2 separate regions of the Homo sapiens genome follow, and region 1 is linked to region 2. The links are chromatin contacts, found by Hi-C or POLR2A ChIA-PET in ENCODE. All regions are on one chromosome and are shown on one strand. The core of a region is the stretch at or near the end of the contact, and the rest is flanking DNA. Distances in the headings are between cores, read along the strand shown.

Region 1 (5,235 bases), core at 1,779-4,278, 440 kb after region 2:
CCACCTCTTTGCCTCCTACAATGTCTTCACACTCACTTATCCACCCATTCAACAAACACTTATTCAGCACCTACTATGCACAAGGCATTATGGCAGGCAATAAGAGGAATCTAAAGATCAATAAGCTAACCCTGACAGTATACTTTTGAATTTTGAACTGGCACATGTATTTTCTTTTCAAAATACATAAAATTTAAAAATGGATCACTCTGTCAAAGGTAGAAGTGAAAGCGAACCCTTTTTTCTTTGGATTAGTGTCACCGAGGGCAAGGTGATGTCCATTTCTTTGTAAATGTTCTAGAAATCAAATGGATTCCTTTGTTAGAGGTTTCCAGTCAAAAGCAAACATCTCTCCAGAAGACTGAGAAAATAATGCCCCTTCTAAAGTCAACAAGTAGATTGCCGCTCTTCAAAATCTGTGTGACTAGGGTGAAAGATGGTGGAATTAGTGGCAGTGCATTAGAAATGCCACTCAAAATAACTGAGTCCTAAAATAGAATCAGAGAAACATCAGTTTCAAATGAAAAATATTATCCAGCTTATTTTGGTCTCCTTAAATTGCCAAGTAAATACTTGGGATCCTATAATACAGCAGCTGCCCCGGGGAGTGTTGACACTTACGTCTAAAACCACAGAATACTCAAGCAAGGAAGATGGGCACACATTACAAGTGCAAAGTATTCCATCACGTACTTCTGAAAAAAAGCGCAAAGTAAAACATGTAAAGCAGATGATTTCACACATTCAGGAAAAACTGGTCAGGCACATACACACTTTACAGGAGTGTGAACTGAGGCGTTGAGCACTCACAAGACCCTCACCTGGAAACAATCAGGAAGTCTGATCTAGGAATCAGTCTCAGCTTTGGGGTCAGCTCTTCACTTCCCGGCTGACTTTGGACAAGCCACTTAGCCACTCTAAGACTCACTTAGTTTCTTTATCAGTAGGTTAGAATAGACAAAATATCAAAATTGAAGAGAACCTTAGAGATCACCTCAATCAGTTTTTAACTTGTACCAGACTTTTCTTTGAAGCATCCCTAATAAGCTTCTCTGCTTGAATGTTTACTTTTAGTGACAGGATATGCTCTCCAGGCAACTGATGTTATTATTATTATTATTATTATTTTTGGGACAGAGTCTCACTCTGTCGCCCAGGCTGGAGTGCAGTGGTGTAATCTTGGCTCACTGCAACCTCTGCCTCCAGTGCTCAAGCAATTCTTCTGTCTCAGTCTCCTGAGTAGCTGGGATTACAGGTGCCCACCACCATGCCCAGCTAATTTTTGTATTTTTAGTAGAGACGGGGTTTCAACATGTTGGCCAGGCTGGCCTCGAACTCCTGACCTCAAGTGATCTACCCTCCTTGGCCTCCCAAAGTGCCAAAGGGATTACAGGCGTGAACCACCGTGCCCCGCCAACTGATGTTATTTTTGAAATACTCAAATTGTTAGAAAAGTTCTTCCTTACATTTTAAATTGCAATGCATCTCCTTACAGCTTTCTGCATCCTGGTGGCCTCTAAGATCATACAGGTTAGGTCTAATCCATAGGGCTACTTTTTTGAAAAGTCCTCAGCTTCCCTTGCTTTTCTTTTTTCTTTCTTTTCTTTTTCGAGACGGAGTCTCGCTCTGTCACCAGGCTGGAGTTCAGTGGCGTGATCTCAGCTCACTGCAACCTCCGCCTCCAGGATTCAAGTGATTCTCCTGCCTCAGCCTCCCAAGCAGCTGGGATTACAGGTGTGCACCACCACGCCCAGCTAATTTTTCTATTTTTGGTAGAGATGGGATTTCACTATGTTGGCCAGGATGGTCTCGATCTCTTGACCTCGTGATCTGCCCCCCCCTCAGCTTCCCAAAGTCCTGGGATTACAGCCGTGAGCCACCGCGCCCGGCACCCTTGGTTTTTCTCTTCTGCAAGCTATACCACCCCTCTCCCCTTCAGTTGCCCTCATCTGTCACATTCAAGAGGAGACACTTTTCTGGTTTTCATGTTTTTCTGAGTGTAGAGTGGTGGTTAAGCAGCCTGAACCCTCAGATAGTCTGAATTCGAATACTGGCACTGTCACTTAGTAGTTGTGTGTCATGGGCAAGTTATTTTCACCTCTGTAGCTTAAGTTTCTCTCTCTTGAAAATGAGGATAATAATAATGATACCTATCTCTTAGAGAAATTGTGAATGAGATAATTGAGACAGTACAAGTAAAACATTTAGTATAGCGCCTGGCCCTTAGTAAGCAATATGACTACTACCAGCAGTAATAATAAATAATAAGCCCTAAATTAAGCCCTAAAAATGAAAATAAGAATAAAAGAAGTGGCAGAATGAGAAAAGCTAATCTAGTCCATTCCTGACGCTACAAACAAGGTTTGGTTGCCCCGATATGAAACTTTACATGCGTTTCATAGCAACTATCACTTTCAATGGTGGGTTTAGTGTCTTGCACAGGAGCCCAATAAGGCCAGGACCTTGTCTATCGTGTTAACTGTTGTGTTCTCTGTGCCCAGAACAGTGTCTTGCTCCCAGTAGAGTGAAAGAATGGACCAACACCGTCATGTCATGGAAGCGACTGGCCGACTTGGCTAAGGTTGTGCAGGGCTCCCAGGAGAGCTGGGGCAAGAACCAAGGGCTCCTCGGCAGCCAACACTAAGAATTAAATTGAGGCCCAGCCCTACAGTTTGGTGATTCGGGCAGGAGCAAAGGTATCCAGTAATACCGGGGTCAGCATTCCCACCGGGTGGCCTAAATGCCGGCTCCTGTTTTCTGGATGACGAGCCCGCGGAGAAGGTGGCTTAATGAGAGGCCGCGGGAGGGTGGGTGCCGGCACGTCGCTAAACTCCGCCTGCAATCCTTCGGGTTGGCTGCCAGCCAGGGCACGGTTCCGAGCCGGCCGGGGCTGACTCCGGGAGCAGCGAACAGAAAACAACCTGGCTCCAGAAAGACAATTAACAAAGGCTGGAGACCAGCCACCCCCTCGCGGCGCACGCACGCAGGCAGCTGCGTGGGCATAGCCGCGCCCGCCAGCGCCCTCGGTGGGCACAGCCACCCGGAGCGGCGCGGGTGCCGGGAGCTGGGCGACGCGCCCCTCCTGCCCCGGCTGCGCTGTTGCCCGGGCGGCCGACCTCCGTGCGTGAGCGCCGGCAGGCACCTTGCGCGCGCGGGTGAGTCCGCTGGGCGTTTGGGGCCTGGTCAAGCAGGATGGGGCTGGAGAGGGGTGCAGGAAACAGCTGCTGGGAGGATCAGAAAAGGGAGGTGGGACAGAAAGGCAGGATGCGACGACCTCCCGGGTCCCAACTTGCTTGGTAGCTAGCTTTGTGTCTTGAGCCTTATGAGAATGTAAGCCACCTGGTCCATATGGCCTACCCTAGTCGTTTTACAGGTGGGAAACTGAGGCCCAGGGAGGTTAGCCGGCCTGGAAAAACATTATTATTCTTTGTTCCTGTTTCTCTCTGCCTTCTTCCGTGCAGGATTTCAGACAGCTTTTAGAAAGAATGCATACATTATAACAACGGAAAAATACAAACAATGGTAAAGAATCCTTGCCAAGCAAAATATAATTATGAATAGACAGTCAAGGCCAGGAAAAAAGAGAACAGAAATCCGTGATCCATAGGTGAGGTGACTTGGCTAAGGTCCCTCAGAAAAGTCGTGCCAAAGCTGGGACTAGAAGTCAGAACGTCCGGCTTCTGAACGCCAGAAACTTACAGTGGGGAAGCAGACAGCCTGCCCAGGCACTGGTTCTTAACCTTCTGGGGGTCCCTGACCCCTTAGAGATCTGTGTCCACTCCCAGCAGAAGGGTTCACACAAAGCCTTGTGCACAGTTTGAGATTTGACATGAATTCCTGCTGTAAGGAATGCCTGCAGGCTGCTACTCAGGCAGGGTGGTTTCAGAGCACTTTCTTTGCTCCTTTGAAGGGAGGCAGCTGGTGGAGGAGTACCTGCTGTGCGTCCAGACAGCCAGCTGTGTGATCCAGGAAGCATAGTTTAACCTTTTCAAGGCCTAGTTTTATGTGTAGACGGGGGATGAGAGTGTCTGCTTCATCCTCCAGGTTATTGTCAGACTTAAGAATGAACATAAAGGCTAGTGCTTGACATAATATATGCTCAATAAAAGTGCTGACGATTATAGGGTGACTATAGTTTACAATAATCTATTGTATATTTCAAAATAGCTAGAAGAGAATAATTTGAATGGTTCTAGCATAAAGACAAATATTTAAAGTGATGGATATCCCAAGTACACTGATTTGATCTTTATAAATATATTAAAGTATCACAGGTACCCTGAAACTATGTACATCTATTATGTACACAGTTTAAAATTTAATTTAATTAATTAAAAAAAAAAGTGATGACACACAAAATCATCAAAGCTGTGGGAATTAGGAAAGGGTGATGACCTGGAAGAAATTGGGCTGTATCTGAAATAAAATACAATTTAAAAAATTATAAACATGAAAAAATAAAGTCAGCCCTATTATGACTTACAGACCACACCACATACCTTCGTGATGGTATCCTAAATAAGGGTGCAGCAAGGTACTACCCTCAATATTTGACTCCAAGTCAAAAGCTGAAAGTAGAAACTACCAGATACTGTAACAAGGAGTGTTTACTGGGCTTCACTTGCCTCTTTCAAATGGGGTCAACACCCCGTTTTTTTGTTGTTGTTTTTTCTTTGTTTGTTTGTTTTAGACGAAGTCTCGCTGTCTCCCAGGCTGGAGTGCAATGGCACAATCTTGGTTCACTGCAACCTCCGCCTCCCGGGTTCAAGCAATTCTCCTGCCTCAGCCTCCCAAGTAGCTGGGACTACAGGCACACGCCACTATGCCCGGTTAATTTTTTGTATTTTAGTAGAGATGGGGTTTCACCGTGTTGCCCAGGCTGATTGCAAACTCCTGAGCTCAGGCAATTGCCTACCTCGGCCTCCCAAAGTGCTGGGATTACAGGCGTGAGCCACTGTGCCTGGCCTATAGAGTTTGTTTTTAAATGAGAGGAAAGAGGACATAAACTGGGACCTGAGCAGCACCCACCCTTATTCAGCAATAGAGCCTCAGCTGAATTTCTGCCAGGGAATAGGAGTTGCTGGCAGTTGGCTCACATCCCTCTTGGATCAGCAGATTACTGTGGTAAACAGTGCCTTGGCTGATTCTGCCCTAGATCAAATAAATGGCTTTTTATTTAACTAATGAGGTAGGGAATGTGTTTTCATGTGCTGTAACAGAAGCAAAATGGCATTT
Region 2 (5,633 bases), core at 1,646-4,145:
CCCAAGACCCAGTGATCTCTTCTAAGAGGTGAAGTCATCAGCATCTAGCTGGATACATTATCGAAAAGAACCCCAGACAAGAAGAATTCATCAATTAATCTCATTAATTGATGAATAATTAATTCATTAATTCATCAATTAATTTATCAATTAATTAATCACCTGAAAATTTTCAGGCATATTTTCGTGGCCACCACTCTGTGGAAAAGCCCAACAGATTTCCATAAGTAGAAAATGACAGCATTGTCACTGAGGGCAGGTATAAGTGAGGGGTGATATTAATAATTAGTATGCAACCAGCCTTTATTTGTCATGCATTACACTAAGTCCTTTAATATATACGACAATCCAAAAGGTAGGCACTGTGGTTGTACCCTTGTACAGATGAAAACTTTGAGGCTTATAGAGGCTAAGTATCTTCCCCAAAGTGAGACAGCTAGAAAGTGATGAAGCTGAGATTAAAAGTCAGGAAGGCTGGAAACGGCACCTGGGCTCTTCCCCAGGCCACCATCGGGTTTAGCTAATTTATATTTTGCTTAGTTAATTGTCTCCCCGCTGTCCCAGGATTGGATTTATGCTTATGAGGTTGGAGTTCTTTTTATTTCTTTATTTTTTATTTTTTCTGCAATCATCCATTATTGGGTAGAGCTCTTGTCTGTCCTGTTCTCCACGGTATCCCCAGAAGCCAGCACTGGGGCTACCACAAAGCATACCCTCGATAAATAATTGCTGAGTGAATGAACTAATGAATGAATATCATGCTTTCATTTGACTATTTCTTATAATTTGAAATTTTCTGAACATTGAGGCCTTGGGTGATAACTAAATATGCTCATGGAATAGAACAGTTAATTTTACATGTCTAATTTATCTGAACTTTCTCCCAGAAAAATGTTTTTCCAAGCATTAGAATCTAGCAAGTTACCTGCAACTTGGAAACTGAACAAGGAATCCCATCTGAAAATGTAGAGGACACATAAAGTGGAATAATTTAAATATTTACTAATCACTTACGTTTTCAAAGCTATTTTAGGCCTCTACCCTTTTCAAAGAGCTGTCTATGAATCACCTGGGATGCTTGTTTCAAATGCTGAGCAAGGGAGTCCAGGGCCTGGGAATCTGCATTTTTGGAGGTATCTCAGGCGTTTGTTATCGACACAAAATTTTAAGAACGACCGTGAGGACATTAGGGCTATTTTTACCTCCACCCCATTGGACAAAATTCTTTTTTAAAAAATTATTATTATACTTTAAGTTCTAGGGTACATGTGCACAACGTGCAGGTTTGTTACCTAGGTATACATGTGCCATGTTGGTTTGCTGCACCCATCAACTCATCATTTACATTAGGTATTTCTCCTAATGCTATCCCTCCCCCAGTCCCCTATCCCACAACAAGCCCCAGTGTGTGATGTTCCCCTCCCTGTGTCCATGTGCTCTTATTGTTCAACTCCCACTTATGAGTGAGAACATGTGGACAAAATTCTTAACAATCTATCAAATGTGTTTCAAATCTATTGATCCTTAGGTTTATCCAAAGATTCTTTAATCCTGATCACCTCTCGGGGTCATGAGCCATATCCTTTTTTTCCTCCCTGTGTAAGGTAGAAACGTTGTATTTATCTAAAAGCATTGTATAAAAACATCGTATTTGTCTTTCCCCAATTTTAATAGGGCAGCTATCTAATCTCACACTGATATCCCAGACTTTAGTGCACTGAGCCACTCTCACACAGGATCAAGCTAGAAGTGAGAAGATCTGGTCCGATTCTGCCACAAGATGCTGTGTGTCTTAGGGCACGTTGCCCAGCCTCTCTGACACCCTGTTTCCTTGTCTAAGCTGGGGCTGTGAGTGTTCACAGCCTTTTGAGTCTGCACATGCTCTAATTGAAGTCATGCTATAGACAAGGATCATGTGCCCTCACAGTCTTGTTTTTCAGCACTCAAAAGTCATGCTTCTATGATCATGAATTAGGTTCAGAAAGTGACAGAGTAAGTAGTCACAGGAATGTAAAGAGCCCTACCCCACTGAATCAATTGTGACTAAAACACTTTGGAATATAAACTTCTACAATACACACGTATAAGACATAATTACAAAAAAAAAAAAAAAAACAACAACAACTTGGGGGAAGAGTTAGTTGACCATATGAAAACTAGGGTGGACCTGTGAGGCCACATACCTGCTGTTCTCCTCAGACGGGGAAGTGTTTCAGGGTGGGGCGCCTAGGCAGTCTACTCTTAGGGCTGTGTAATATTAAACCCAGAAAATGTCTGGGTTGCTCTGTCAACAAATATTTATTGGTAGCCACTATATGCCGGGCCCTGTGCTAGGTATTGGGGGCCTGTAGGTGAACCCTACGGACAGACCCATTCTTTCACGGAGCTAACATTCTCGTGGGGAAAAGAGGTAATAAACAATTCTAATGATGAATCAGCGATAGAGGATAAAGGGAATCTGTGAGGGAAGAGGGGACATAAACGCTGGGAGGCTGGAAGAGCCCCTTACGTGTTATCCACTTGTCCAGACGCCATATTCATAGTTGAGAAAGATGAGGCAGAGACGGTAGTGACCGGCTTGAGCCTAGACTGCGCCAAGCTTGCCAGAGCAGAGCCGGGTGGAAACTGTCTTCCTGCAAAGCCAGGTTTTCCTTCACGGCCCCTCCTAATGATGTTTCTTTTCCTATCATTGTCGAGCCCTTAGAACCCCAGGATCGAGGGAGGGAAAACAAGCGCTCAAGCACTCCCTCGTTGGTCCCAGGACACAAGGCCTCGTCCATCTCACAAGGCCTCGTCCATCTCCCATCACACCCTAGGGCCCAGGCAGAAGCCCGGCGGGGCGGGGCCTCGGACACGCGCCGGTGCGTCCAGCAGGTGGCAGCAGCGAGCGGCCGCGCCCCCTGCGCTGCCAACCCGCGAGCCCGCATCATGGATGTCGAGCTCCCCTATTTCGCATTGCTAGCCCTGGAATTCGAGACCCCAGACGAGGACCAGGATTCATGAAATCAGTCGCAGGGGCCGGGGCAGGGGCCTCTGGCTCCCGACACTGGCCGAGAGGTGGGTTCCGGGGCGGGTCGCTGCTCCTTGAAGCCGGGCGGGGACGCGCTGCCCCCGCCCTGCCTCCCTGTGGTCCACACCCCCTTTGGGCTCCGGAGCCGCTGGGCAGGAATAGTCCGGGGTGCGCGCGAGCAGGCGCTGCCAACCCCACTTCTGCCCGGGATTCCAATCTGAGGAGCAGGAGGACCGGGGCGCCGGTGTCCTGCCGCCTCCTTCTCCTTGCTCTCACCTGCGCCTATTAGTCCACGCGCCTTCAAGGCCAGGGGCTACAGCCCAGACAGAGAGGGGACAGCAGAGGGAGAGAGAGCACCTGAGGATACAGAGCTGGCACTGGACTGCCTTTTCACCCCCCAGGTGATGAGTGAGGTTCGAAGAACGGAAGATTTAAAAAGCAGCCGGGGCCTCCGTATTGAATGAAAGACCCAGTGCAAAGACATCACCATGAACACTAGCAGTAAGTGGATCCTCCTCTCCTTTGCCATGGGAACAGGGGTGGGGGCGGGAGGTGAGGGAGCCTGCGCTCGGGCTGCCTGGAAAGAGGAAGGAAGCCTGGCATCTCTGGACACATGACCCCCAGGCTCTTTTTTGGTGCTTTCCGTGCTCCTTGGCAGAGGGATAGCTTCATGACTCTGGCTTTTCGTGATAATTTTGCCAATATTTTATCAGCGGCGCCGGCCGCCTCTCCTGGGAAGGCTGCTCGTCTCCTTCTAGCACTGCCTGGGAAGGCCTAGGAAGCAGTGTGTGGCCATTGTCTGACTGTGGGGGCTCTGAGGAGAACTCCCTGCACACATCTGGAAAACCATGGAGGGCCCTGCCTGTCCCAGAGGTGGGAAGAGCAGGGAGGCTGGCCTGTGGGCAGGCGGGAGGGTAGGTGGGTGTGGGCAGGCAGTGGGCTGGGAAGCCGCAGTTTGATAAACAAATAATCGCCAAGCCACCTTTGGGTCTGGAGATTGTGAAAGATCCAGCTCCCGAGTGCCTGCAGCCCGGTGGGCCCAGGGCTGGTTTCTCTATGTACCTGCAGGCTGGTTAGCTATCCTTGAGAACAAGAAGACAGGAACAGCCCTTTGGCCAAGGGCTCTAACATGCCAGAGGCAACAACTGCTTGCAGAGCCAGGACCAGATATTTTGCTGCCAGGTAGGGCCTCAGCTACTGAGAATGCAGTCCGAAATTCAAGAAGGCACAGTCTGTTTCTCTTCAATGTAGCGCTGTGACCTGGGAGGGCATATCTTGGTTCCAGACTCACTCTCCTGCCCTCTTGTCAGCTTGGCCTGTCTAGGTTATTCCAGCATCGCATAGGGCTGTTGAACCAGAGAACCCCTATGAACAGTCACTTCCCTGGGTCTATGACTTTGTTATCAGTCCCCTCTCTGCATCTCAGACTGCTCATCTGTATGATGAGAGGGGTTGAATTAGAAAGCCTTCTAATCGGCCAGGCACCGTGTTCCATGCCTGTAATCCCAGCACTTTGGGAGGCAGAGGCAGGTGGATCACGAGGTCAGGAGTTCGAGACCAGCCTGACCAACATGATGAAACCCCGTCTCTACTAAAAACACAAAAATTAGCCAGGTGTGGTGGTGTGGGCCTGTAATCCCAGCTACTCAAGAGGCTGAGGCAGGAGAATTGCTTGAACCTGGGAGGCAGAGGTTGCAGTGAGCCGAGATCACACCACTGCACTCCAGCCTGGGCGACAGAGTGAGACTCTGTCTCAAAAAATAATAATAATAATAATAAAAGAAAGCCTTCTAATCTAAGAATCTACACTTTTTTTCTTAAAAAGCTAGAGCTGAGCAACAAGGCCAGAACTATCAAGACCTTATTGAAGCTGTATCCAGCCAAAACCTACTATTTCCTCACACACCCCACCCCACCCCCACCTCCTAGCATGGAAGAGAAAAAAAAAAGCAAAAGCTACTGAGATGAAAATAAAATATATTTATTTACTACGTATTTGTATGATTCATCTCTCTGCTGTCTTCCTTTGTGTATTGCATATCTATGCTAAGCTAGCGAGTGTGGCTGGACTCCCTCTGCCTCTTACAGCCAAAGAATTTTGCCTTTTGATTTTGACAGGCTGGAATGGTGTTTTGGCTTCATACCAGGCTCAGGAAAAGAGGAAAATCCTGTAGCCTCTATCAGCTAGTGGGTCACATGTTTGCATTTGCATGTTTTCAGGCAAATAAAGATGTGAGTTGCCTGTCACTTCTCACTATCTCTAGGAAAAAAAAATGTATTTATGAGAGTCCTTTCCCACTAAGTGACAGAAAAGAAAGATGGCTCATCTATTTTTCAAGGAACTAAGAAAAGAAACAGGCAACTGACTCTGCCCTTTTCTCTCTCTGGAATGCTAAGGAACTCTTGTCCTATTAGTAACACTGAGTATTCCTGAAAGAAGGAAACAGACTATCCTTCTTTTAAGAAAAAGAAAGAAAGAAAAGAAAAAAGAATCAATAGAGTTGGATACTGCAGAATATGAGGACTGGCAAAAATGCCACTACTTTTTATAAGCAGGGAGAGTGTGTGAATTTTGCAGTAATGGAAAATGAACAGAGGAGAATGGCTCAGCAGCCTTGGAAGC

The links. Hi-C counts contacts between places; a loop is a spot of excess contacts on that map. ChIA-PET counts read pairs that join two places held with the same protein, here RNA polymerase II (POLR2A). Pooled maps may share reads with other maps.
Region 1: a map of heart right ventricle shows a loop between it and region 2 (4-fold over the local background). The contact joins the promoter of ARHGEF37 here to the promoter of ABLIM3 in region 2. A Hi-C loop is called at or near these places in 4 of 168 maps with a recorded cell type or tissue (HepG2, dorsolateral prefrontal cortex, heart left ventricle and 1 more) and 2 of 50 pooled maps. POLR2A ChIA-PET finds 5 or more read pairs at or near these places in 1 of 52 experiments (PC-9).

What each region holds. Positions count from the first base shown.
Region 1 is chr5:149,578,470-149,583,704 of GRCh38, forward strand. ARHGEF37 (Rho guanine nucleotide exchange factor 37) reads left to right here and starts at 3,029. Exons shown (of 13, transcript NM_001001669.3): 1 at 3,029-3,155. RefSeq lists enhancers at 2,690-2,819, 5,037-5,206 and a silencer at 2,900-3,079.
Region 2 is chr5:149,138,598-149,144,230 of GRCh38, forward strand. It overlaps ABLIM3 (actin binding LIM protein family member 3), which reads left to right and starts at 2,896. Exons shown (of 24, transcript NM_014945.5): 1 at 2,896-3,057; 2 at 3,412-3,511. The coding sequence starts at 3,499. It overlaps LOC124901102 (a long non-coding RNA gene), which reads left to right and starts at 3,519. Exons shown (of 2, transcript XR_007058988.1): 1 at 3,519-4,192; 2 at 4,836-5,001. RefSeq lists a silencer at 2,762-3,011 and enhancers at 3,317-3,818, 3,819-4,318.